Regions from separate parts of the Homo sapiens genome. Here region 1 is linked to region 2. The links are chromatin contacts, found by Hi-C or POLR2A ChIA-PET in ENCODE. All regions are on one chromosome and are shown on one strand. Each heading gives the region's core, a stretch centred on a gene start or an enhancer-like site at or near the end of the contact. The rest is flanking DNA. Distances are from core to core; before and after follow the strand shown. Region 1 has its middle 73 kb from the start of MIR4771-2. Region 2 has its middle 110 kb from the start of MIR4771-2.

The links. A loop is a pair of places that touch in the nucleus more often than their neighbours do. ChIA-PET counts read pairs that join two places held with the same protein, here RNA polymerase II (POLR2A). Pooled maps may share reads with other maps.
Region 1: a map of PC-9 shows a loop between it and region 2 (5-fold over the local background). The contact joins two enhancer-like sites. A Hi-C loop is called at or near these places in 7 of 168 maps with a recorded cell type or tissue (CD14-positive monocyte, K562, PC-3 and 4 more), 3 of 37 single-sample maps with no recorded cell type and 8 of 50 pooled maps. POLR2A ChIA-PET finds 5 or more read pairs at or near these places in 10 of 52 experiments (A549, AG04450, GM10248 and 7 more).

What each region holds. Positions count from the first base shown.
Region 1 is chr2:111,694,984-111,700,587 of GRCh38, forward strand. No RefSeq gene overlaps it. Among named protein-coding and RNA genes, the nearest start is that of MIR4771-2, 73 kb to the right of the region's middle. Within about 2 kb of position 3,978, at least 20 of the 41 ENCODE cell types and tissues checked have a DNase peak (open chromatin) inside an H3K27ac peak, as active enhancers do; they include CD14-positive monocyte, PC-3, PC-9 and 2 more, where a contact is called at or near this core.
Region 2 is chr2:111,658,040-111,663,640 of GRCh38, forward strand. No RefSeq gene overlaps it. Among named protein-coding and RNA genes, the nearest start is that of MIR4771-2, 110 kb to the right of the region's middle. Within about 2 kb of position 1,457, at least 18 of the 41 ENCODE cell types and tissues checked have a DNase peak (open chromatin) inside an H3K27ac peak, as active enhancers do; they include CD14-positive monocyte, PC-3, PC-9 and 2 more, where a contact is called at or near this core.

The sequences.
Region 1 (5,604 bases), core at 2,728-5,227, 39 kb after region 2:
CCTACTGGCTGGCAGCCCAGGTTTATTCTGAGCTTCTAGGCTCTTCCCGCATTCCTTGGCTCCTGCCTTACTTCCTCCATCTTGAAGTCATCAGTGGTGGGTTGAGTCCTTTCTCACTCTTGGAATTACTCTGACCTCCTCTTCTGCCTCATCTCTTCTGTTTTCCTCATTCAGATAATTCAAGAAAATCTTCCTATTTTGAAGTCAGCTGCTTAGTAACCTTAATTGCATCTGAAAATCCCTCACAGCAGTAGATCCGTGTTTGACTGAATAGGGGATAAGGTTCTTGGGGAACATTTAAAAGTTAATCCTATCACAGACTTGGAGAAATAATTTGCAAACCATATTTGTGACAAAGAGCTTATATCTAAAATATATTTTTTAACTCTTGAAAAACAGGAAAAAATTCAATTAAAAAATGGGCAAAGAGTTGACTGCAGGACAGTTTACAAATGCCAAATAAGCACACGAAAACATGTTCCGCATTACAAGTTGATATAGTTTAGATATTTGTACCCTCGAAATCTCATGTTGAAATGCAATTCCTGATGGAGGTAGGGCCTGGTGGGAGGTTTTGGGTCATGGTGGCAGATCCCTCATAAACGGCTGGGTGATGGGTGAGTTCTTGCTCTGTGAGTTCACACAACAGCTGGTTGTTTAAAAGAGCCTGGCATCTCTCTTGCTTCCTCTCTTGCCATGTGACACACTAGCTCCCTTTTCACTTTCTGCCACGGCTAAAAGCTTCCTAAAGCCTCACCAGAAGAAAATGCCGCACCATACCTCCTGTACAGCCTGCAGAACTGTGAGCCAAAATAAACCTCTTTTCTTTACAAATTACCCATCCTCAGGTAGTCCTTTATAGCAATGCAAACTAACTAACACACAAGCCATCAGGGAAATGCACATTAAAACCAATGATGATGTGATATCACGACGTACCTATTAGAACCTCTAAAATAAAAGTAGTAACAATGGCAAATGCTGATAAAGATGTGGAGAAACTGGGTCTCTCCCACATTGCCAGTAGGAACATAAAAATCTACAGCCACTCTGGGGAATAGTTTGGCAGTTTCTTAAAAAGCTAAACATACCCTTACCTTATAACACAGTAATTGCAATTCTGGGTATTTATCCCAGAGAAATAAAAACTTATGTCTGCACAAAAACCTTTATACAAATATTCATTGTTACTTTATTTATAATAATAGCCAAAAACTGGAAACAACCAAAATATCCTTCAATGAGTGAATAGTTGAGCAAACTGTAGTATATCCATGCCATGGATGTATTAGTCAGGGTTCTCTAGAGAAACAGAACCAATAGGTGTGCATCTGCATGCATGTGCGAGCGTGTGTGTGTGTGTGTAAAGAGAGAGAGAGATTTATTTTAAGAATTGCCTCACATGATTATGGAGGCTGGCAAGCCCAAAATCTGCAAGGTAGGCTGCCAGGCTGGAATGAGTTGAGGTTGCAGCTCAAGTCTCAAAGCAGTCAGCTGGCAGAATTCCCTCTTCCTTGGGTAACATCAGTCTTTGTTCTATTAAGGCCTTCAAATGATTGGATGAGGCCCACCCACATTATAGAGAATAGTCTGCTTTACTCAAAGTCTACCGATGTAAATGTTAATCTCATCTTAAAAATACTTTCACAGAGACCGGGCGCAGTGGCTCACGCCTGTAATCCCAGCACTTTGGGAGGCCGATGTGGGTGGATCACGAGGTCAGGAGATTAAGACCATCCTGACTAAAGTGGTGAAACCCCGTCTCTATTAAAAAATACAAAAAATTAGGCAGGCGTGGGCTGGGCACGGTGGCTGACGCCTGTAATTCCAGCACTTTGGGAGGCCGAGGTGGGCGGATCACAAGGTCAGGAGATCAAGACCATCCTAACACGGTGAAACCCCGTCTCTACTAAAAATACAAAAAATTAGCCTGGCGCAGTGGCGGGCGCGTGTAGTCCCAGCTACCTCAGGAAGCTGAGGCAGGAGAATGGTGTGAACCCCGGAGGCAGAGCTTGCAATGAGCCGAGATTGCGCCACTGCACTCCAGCCTGGGCAACAGAGCGAGACTCTGTCTCAAAAAAAAAAAAAAAAATACTTTCACAGAAACATCCAGAATAACGCATGACCAAATATCTGGGTACCATGACCTAGCCAAGTTGGCACATAAAATTAATGACCACCATGGCGTACTACTCAGCAACAAAAAAGAATGGACTATTGATATATGCCACAACTTGGATGGGTCTCTAGGGAATCCTGCTGAGTGAAAAAAAACAAAAAAACAAAAAACCCAGTCTCCAGCTGGGCATGGTGGCTCACACCTGTAATTCAAGCACTTTGGGAGGCCAAGGCCGGCAGATCACTTGAGGCCAGGAGTTTGAGACCAGCCTGGCCAACATGATGAAACCCCATCTCTACTGAAAATACTATATAAAAATTAGCCAAGAGTGGTGGCACATGCCTGTAATCCCAGCTACTTGAGAGACTGAGGCACGAGAGTTGCTTTAACCCAGGAGGCAGAGGTTGCAGTGAGTCAAGATCACGCCACTGCACTCCAGCCTGGGCAACAGAGCCAGACTCTGTCTCAAATAAATAAATTAATTAAATAAAATCCAGCCTCAAAAGGTCATATATTGTGTGATTCCATTTATATAACATTTCTAAAATATAGACACGGAGAACAGATTAGTGGTTACGGGGGTTGGGGACGATGGGGGCGGAGGGGGTGTGACTGCGGAGGGGAAGCGCAGTGTCCCTTTGTGGCGACGAATCAGTTCTGTGTCCTGATTGTGGTAGTGGTTTCAGTGCTCTCCACATGTAATAAAATGTCATAAAACTATACACACACAATATACCAATGCCAGGTTCCTGGTTTGGGTACTGTACTATAATTATATAAGATATAACCAATGGGGGAACCTGGGTGGAGGGTACCCAGGACCTCTCTGTACTATGTTTACAACTTCATATGAGTCTATAATTATTTCAAAGTAAAAATTTAAAAAAACAAGAAGATACATAGCAGAGAGTCAATATACACATTTTCAACAATAAACATGTAGACCTCCTGAAAAAAACAAGCTTTTTTTTTTCCTTTTCCTCTTAACAAGGATGTGCACAACTTTTCCCTTGGAAGGAACTTAGACACACACCAATTAACCCCGTGATGCCTGTCAGTAATGTTGGAGGAAGAGAGACAGGGCCTCTCAGGTGCAAGAATTAGGATGTCCCCAGCCTGAATGCCAAGAAACTCCTGTGGCAGCCAAGCCCCCAGGGTGTCAGACCCCTGAAGGGAAGTCTGAGCTCCTCTTTCTTTCCTTAAGTGATCCTGGGAGAGGTCACAGGGCAGCAGGGCCGGGAAAATGGCACGTGGAAAGCGGTCACTTCAGAACCAGAAGGTGTTCTTTTCCATCTCATCACCTTCTTAAGACAAACCACTTTCCCTCCTTTTCAGTTCTATCTGAACCAACAGCTACAAATAAATAAACACCACTGTTTGCAAAGGCCACAGAGATTAATATTATTATTAATATTAATAGTATTAATGGAGTCTAATCATAGTAAATACATAGAGATGAAAGATCTTTCCCAAAGCAAGTTATTGATAACTATTAGGGTTGACAACTGAAAGATACATTTGCAATTTATTTTTGAAGCCACATAGATTCATTTCAGCCGACCCTCTAGTTATGGGACTAGACCACATTCAAGTTGCCTTTCAAATAGTACTGTAAAATTAAAATTTAAAAAGCATGTAGACGTGACTTTAAGGGACACTCAAGGAACTACCAAACAAGAGCTCGGCAGCCAACACCCTTTAGTGAAAAGGGTAGGACAGTTTGGGGTTGGCACCTGGGAAAATGGTCCACATGATGACCTTTGCAGGGGTGCTGCCCTGTCCTGTTCCCAGCAGCCTCGCCCCCTTTCTTGCCCGGCTCGCTCCTCCTCCTCCTCTGACCCTGTCAGTCAGGCGTTAACTGACCTTCCCAGGGCTGGGCACCTTCTATAGGAGCTTCCTCCCCTTCTCCCCGTCCATGGGAATGAGTCAGCAGGGTTTGGTTGGCTCCACTTCCTGCCTGTGGTTATTATAGCTGACTCATCAGACCATCCTGGGTACACAGTTCAGAGTCTTGATGCAATTCACTTCACGTTAGATCATATTTCTCTCCGTCATTAAATATTCTTGGAAAACATGATTTTCAATGGCTGCAAATATTGCCAGGACCATCTGCTTGCTGAATGCTGGTGTGCGAGCTGGCAGAACCTCCATGTGCTCCAGGTCTCTGATCCATACGTGGAGAACGCACACCCACATGTGGCCATTTGCTGGTATTCCGTCACTCACTAAGTCCCCAGCAGAGCTACTGCTCTGAGTCTAAGCATCTAAGTATCAAAACATGATACACACACACACACACACACACACACACACAGCCCTAAAACAAATGTTACTGTGATCCTGAAGCCACTTGTTTAAAGAAGTTTACTTTCTTTTCCACCTGAACAGTGATAGACAGCCAGTGTGCAAGTTCAAGGAGATAATATTAAAGAATTATTGGATCATAGATGTTTTGAAATAATTATGCTCACCACACATAAGATTCATTCAATAGGCATTACATGCCCAAAACACATAACAATCTAAAGGCTTTAAAATAAGGCAGTTTAGGCCAGGTGAGGTGGCTCACACCTGTAATCCCAGCACTTTGGGAGTCCGAGGTGGGTGGATCACAAGGTCAGGAGATCAAGACCATCCTGGCTAATATGGTGCCTGTAGTCCCAGCTACTTGGGAGGCTGAGGCAGGAGAATTGCTTGAACTTGGGAGGCGGAAGTTGCAGTGAGCTGAGATTGCGCCACTGTACTCCAGCCTGGGTGACAGAGCAAGACTACATCTCAAAATAATAATAATAATAATAATAAATAAAAAAATAAACAGAATAAGTCAGTTTTCTACCTATCTGAATAGATACTGTAATGTTAAAATTATCACCACAAAGTTCCTCACCTTTTAGGAACTCGAGCTGGTAAGGGTGAGGTGGACTTTTATAAACCCTCAGGACAGTGGCTGGGCGGAGACTTTCTTCACACAGTCCATCTTCTGGACTAAAGAAGAGAGGCCGGGCGCGGTGGCTCACGCCTGTAATCCCAGCACTTTGGGAGGCCAAGGCAGGTGGATCACCTGAGGTCAAGAGTTCAAGACCAGCCTGACCAACATGGTGAAACCCCATCTCTACTAAAAATACAAAAAAGTTAGCTGGCCATGGTGGTGGACACCTGTAGTCCCAGCTACTTGGGAGACGGAGGCAGAAGAATGGCGTGAACCCAGGAGGCAGAGGTTGCAGTGAGCAGAGATCAAGCCACTGCACTCCAGCCTGGGCGACAGAGTAAGACTCCATCTCAAAAAAAAAAAAAAAAAAAAAAGGAGAAGAAGAGAAAGGACACACTATTCCTCCTAGAGCATGCATTAATGATTATGAGAAAGCCAGACAAGAATAATAATATTCTTGTTTGTTAAGCATGTACTAGGTCCCAGGCACTACACAAAGCACTTTTACAGAAAGCTATCATCCCCGCTTTGTGGTAGTATTTTTGGCCCAAAATGG
Region 2 (5,601 bases), core at 207-2,706:
CTTCTAAGATTGAAATATGATAGTGTTTTCACAGCTCATTATTTTTCCTGAGAAACAATGAGTGTAATAAAGACAATTAAAATCAAGTCGATGGCTCAAGAAAAGCCATCAACTTTGGGAGGCCGAGGTGAGCAGATGGCTCAAGTTCAGGAGTTTGAGACCATCCTGGGCAACATGGTGAAACCCTATCTCTACAAAAAAATACAAAAATTAGCTGGCCATGGTGGTGCATGCCTGTAGTCCCAGCTACTCAGGAGGCTGGGGTGGGAGGATAATCTGAGGCCAGGAAGTTGAAGCTGCAGCAAGCCTTGATTGCACCACTGCACTCCAGTCTGGGCAACAGAGCAAGACCCTGTTTCAAAAAATAAAAAATGAAAAAAAAAAAAAGGCCATCAGGTCAAACCCATGGGCTGTTCAGACTAGGATGTATCACTCACAGTCCTGGACATGAGGTGTTTGGAGAGGGCTTTCCTCTCAGAACCAAAAGATCAGTGGTTCTGACCACTAACCTTTAAGTGAGTGGTCCCTAAAATGCCCATGTTTCCTCCATAGCTCATTAGGGCTCAGTCTTAGTGTCAGCAACTATCCTTCTCATCAATTTTCAAACTATTTGGATTTTCAAGCAAGACCTTCTCTCAAAACCGTAAATTCCAAGGCCAGGCGTGGTGGCTCACATCCATAATCCCAGCACTTTGGGAGGCCAGGGTGGGTGGGCCACTTGAGGTCAGGAGTTCGAGACCAGCCTGGCCAACATGGTGAAACCCTGTCTCTACTAAAAATAAAAAAATTAGGGGGCATAGTGGCATGCACCTGTAATCCCAGCTACTCAGGAAGCTGAGGCAGGAGAATCACTTGAGCCCAGGAGGCAGAGGCTGCAGTGAGCCAAGACTGCGCCACTGCACTCCAGCCTGGGCAACAGAGCAAGACTCTGATTCAAAAACCAAAACCAAACAACAACAACAACAAAAAAAAAAAACAGTAAATTCCAAATGTTGACCAAGTTTTCTGTCCTAGACTTCTGTGTTGAGCGTTTTAAGGACTGTCTGGGGTCTGCGTCCACAGCGTGGTGTTTGTGCGTACCCCTCACCGCAGCACCACTGCCACCCTGAATCCTGCCATTGCTTGATCTCCCATCAAGCCTTTCTCAGCCTTACCCACTGAATTTGGACAACAACCCTGAGAGGCAGGTCCTGTCAGTCCCCTCACCTTACTTAGGAAGCATATCAGGTTCTGAGAGGGCAGAGCCTCACCCAGCAAGGAGAAGCCAGGATCTGAACCCAGGACTCTGTGATGAACAAACTTGTGCTGTGGTCTCATCAAAATACCTGTTTGTCTTTGTCCATGGTTTCTGGCACAGAGCTTCCCAAACCCTTCGCATTTCCTGAGTGATTCCACTGTGCTTTGTTATTCAGAAACAGCCCCTTATACAACTCCTACCTGAGTTTGCACAAAGGAGGTGGCCCTCGCATAGTTTCAGGGGAGAGGCTGGCCACGTCAGAAAGGCCAAGCACGTGATTAGAGAGTTGGAGGTTTCAGCCCCACGCCCTGATCTCCAGGGAGCAGAGGGAGCTGAAAATTTGAGTTCAGTCACATGCCAATGATTTCATCACACATGCCTACTTAGTGAAACCCTGGACAAATACTGCAACAGTGAGGCTTGGGGACTTCCTGGCTGGTGAACATAATTGACTCTCTGGGAGGGTGCAGCACCCTGACTCCAGCGGGACAGAAGCTCCTGCACCTGCCGCTGTCCCCGCCCCCACCCCTGCCCCAGACCTTGCTGCCCTACATCTCTCCATCTGGCTGCTCATTTGTATCCATTATAATAAAACTGTAGTTGTAACCTGTAGCACATTCCTGAGCTCTGTGAGTCATTCTAGCAAACCATCCAACCAGAAGGGAGGTCATGGGAACTCTCAAATTTGTAGCCAAGTTGGACAGAAGTATGAGTAGCCTGGAGACCCAGGACTTACAGCTGGTGCCTGAAGTGAGGACAGTCTTGCCAAGCCCCTTCACCTGTGGGGTCTGCGCCAACTCTGGGTAGTTAACATCAGAATTGAACTGAGGTGTGGGACACCCAGTTGGTGCCAGAGAATCCGTGCTGGACGGACAGGCCCTTCACCCCTCCCAGGCCCTGGAAGGAGCCTCGCCTTTCCTCCTCACCAGCTTCTCCCTGATCACATGCCTGTCTTTTGATGCAATCAATAACAATAACCGCACACTTTCTCCAGCTCAGAGGCTTCCTGATTGTGTTCCACATGGTACCAGATTGTTAATAGAGCATCAAGAGGGGTTGAGACCTCGTAATTTTAATACTGAGGGGCAGATAATCTAGCCTGCAGTGGGTTGAAAATACACGATGAGAAACTCAAAATGCAGTTCTCTCTCCTTCCCTTAAATAAGGTGTTCACATGGCCAGCATAAGGCATAATGCTCAGATGGAAATATTTTGAAACACAATTCTGAAAGGCCCATCATCAGTAACGTGTGGGGCAGAACACATGGGAATCCCCACTGAGCAGTGTGTGCCCGACAATCAGTGCTAGCATAATCGTTTCACAAAGGTTTAATAGACTACCTTATAAGGTAGCATACTTAGGCAATTGATTTGGGACTCAAAGGGCCTACTCTTTTTATGTATGTATTTATTTATTTATTTTTCTAGAGAGTCTTGCTCTGTCACCCAGGCTGGACTGCAGTGGCACAATCATGCCTCACTGCAGCCTCAAACTCTTGGGCTCAAGCAATCCTCCCACCTCAGCCTCCCAAAGCACTGGGATTACAGTCATGAGCCACCACACCAGGCCCATTTTGAAAGCTAAGTTTGCCCTAGATGATTCCCTCCTATGCTCACTGATGTTACCCACACATTGCTGATATGGTCGACAGGCCCTTTAAATAAAGTTTCCCTTTCTTTCGTTAAAACAGAGACCAATAATGGGGGATTTTACGTTCTTTCCACAAATTCACTGGGAAAACACACAGTTTTATTTAAGACCATTTTTCCTTTTGAAACCCAGCATGTGATTCTCTAGCTTATTCTCCTAACTCAACACATAAAATTCCCCATGTCCCTAATGTTCCCTCGACCTCCTCAACGAAAGTGAACTGAAGGCTCCTCCAACAATAATACTACATTACACATTTACATTTCCAAATTACTTTCACACACATTACCCTGTCTCATTCTTTTTCCAGAGCAGAAAAGCTATTGCCATCTTCCTTTTTAAATATGAGAAGACCAAAGCCTCAAAACTAATGGCAAGCATGTATTCAACATTTCTCCTGCATGGGCCCAAGTCAGTTCCATATATTTCCCCATTTGATCCTTTCAGCACCCTATGAGACCAGTGCTATTAGTGGCCCAGTTTACAGAGGAGGAAACTGGACTCAAAGAAGCCAAAGAGATTACTTAGGGCCATATAGGGAGTGAGTGGCAGAGCCAGGCTTCTTACTCCTGAGTATACAAGGCCACCTCTGTGGGCTCCCGGCCTGGGGCTTCTTACCACTGGGTGCCTGTCTAGGGTGTAAGCTTCCAGGCCTTGTTCCCCCGGGATAATCCAATAGATCTGGACCCAATGGCATGAGGGCACATGTGCCCTGTCTCTTTCAGCTTCTTCCTCCCCCAGCCCCTTCCTACTAATATTCTCCCTTATGAAGTTGATGGAGTCAACGTCAGTGGACAGAAAACTCGCACATCTACTCACTCCTCAGACCCCCGGCACCTCCTGCATCTCAAATCTCTCTCCTGCTTTCATGCCCACTCCCTTCTCCTGGGTCTCCCGCCACAAGGATGATTCCTTCCCAGCCTCCTTCCCTGGCACCTCCTGTGCCCTGAGGTGCAGTCGTTCTCCAACCCTCAACACTCAGTGCCACACCCCTGCCATCCCTTCAACCACTCCCTCCATGCGGAGGCTGCACGTTTCCAGACGGTGGAGCTAAGGCCTTCAATTTGTCATATGTTTGGCCTAATTACTGGATGCATAGTATGGGTGAAATAAACATTCGTTTAATTGAATCATAAACCTATAAATAGAAGTAGCTAATGGTTTAAATGAGTAAGGCATGGAAACCACTAATGATAGAAGAGTTAGACAGATGAACTTGCTTCTACTCACTTAATTCTCACCAAAATGCTACAGTAGATGACATTCTTGTTCTCATTTTGCACTTGAGAGAGGAGAGTTTTAGAGAGGTCAGGTGGTTTTCCCAAAATGACATAACTAGTAAATAGCACAGCCATGACTCCAATCGCAGCCCTCACTCCAGGCCCTTGCCTGGTCTGCAGCAGTAGCTGACTAAGTGGCCTTAGCCATTGTCCCCACCCCGCCAGTCTCCTGGGGCTCTTCTATAAAATAAGGGAATTAAGGTGGTGATCTCTAAGGCCCATCTCAACTCAGAAACCCTGCAGTCCTCTCTAGAGTTCTGTTAGTGACATGCATTCTGCCAAAAAAAAAAAAAAGAAAAAAAAATCACAGGGCCGGAGACTCAGATTTTGTCAGTAGATGTGATTCACACTGTACTTCCTGCCAATGCATGCAACCTCTGTGCAAAGCCCTGGACAGAGATGATTTTCACTGTAATTTGGGAAGGGTGCCTGAAGAAGGGATGAAGAGGGAGAGAAAAACATCTCTTTTCAAAGATAATAATGCCTAAGCCTCGCTTTATTTCATTTGTGAAAATCATTATGTATTTTTGGCCTGAGAGCAACATCTGAGGCTTAAACCGGGACCAGCTTTGAATTGCAGACACAAGCTGCTGGATGGGACTTGTGGTGTGCACCCATCCCCCAACTCCAGGCTGTGCTGAGACCCCAAGCCACCGGCCCTCCTGCCCTCTGGTTTCCTTTCTTGGGCTCCTCTTGCCCCAGGAAACCCCTTCTTGCCCTGTCCAGAGCTTTTTTCTTTCCTCACATCCCAGTCAGACTGTGGGTGCCAGGAGCCCCCAGCAGGACCCAGTCCCTCTCCCCACCAGTGCCTGGCTCTCCTTCCTCCCAGCTCTGGCACCTAGAGAGCCCATGTCCCTCATACAGCTACCTCCTGCAACTCCAAGACGTGCCAGGTCCCAGAGGACCCTTGGGAAGCAAAGGGTGGACTCTGTTTTGCATTTTTGCATTTTTCTCCTGCAGAACAGCACCCAGGCAGTTAGACCATTGCTCACAGCCTGACACCCAGCTTCTGAGTCAACCCAGAACCTGCCAGAGAAGGTGAAACCGAGAGGCTAAACCAGGAACCTCTGTGAATCTCAGCCAGGAACGGAGCAAACCACAGACTCTCCCAGAACCAGCAGCGAGGGCAGGGCAGCAACCTTGGAGGCCGACTCGGCTATGCTTTGACTCTACATTCATCCCCAAGGAAGCAAGGCTTCTGTAGGCAGCACTAAGGACAAGGATGCCCAGGGCCCTTCACAAATCCTACACATCAGTGGGACAGGCAGGAATTGGCTTCTTACGAACACCAATAGGGTTGAGCATGGTCTGGAAAACAGACGGGGTGAAGGGCTCCAACCCCACCACTTCTGCTGCTCTGTGATCCTGGAGTCTCATCTGTGACATCTGTCAAATTATTTGTTCAAAGGGTCGTTATGAGGACTCAATGAGAT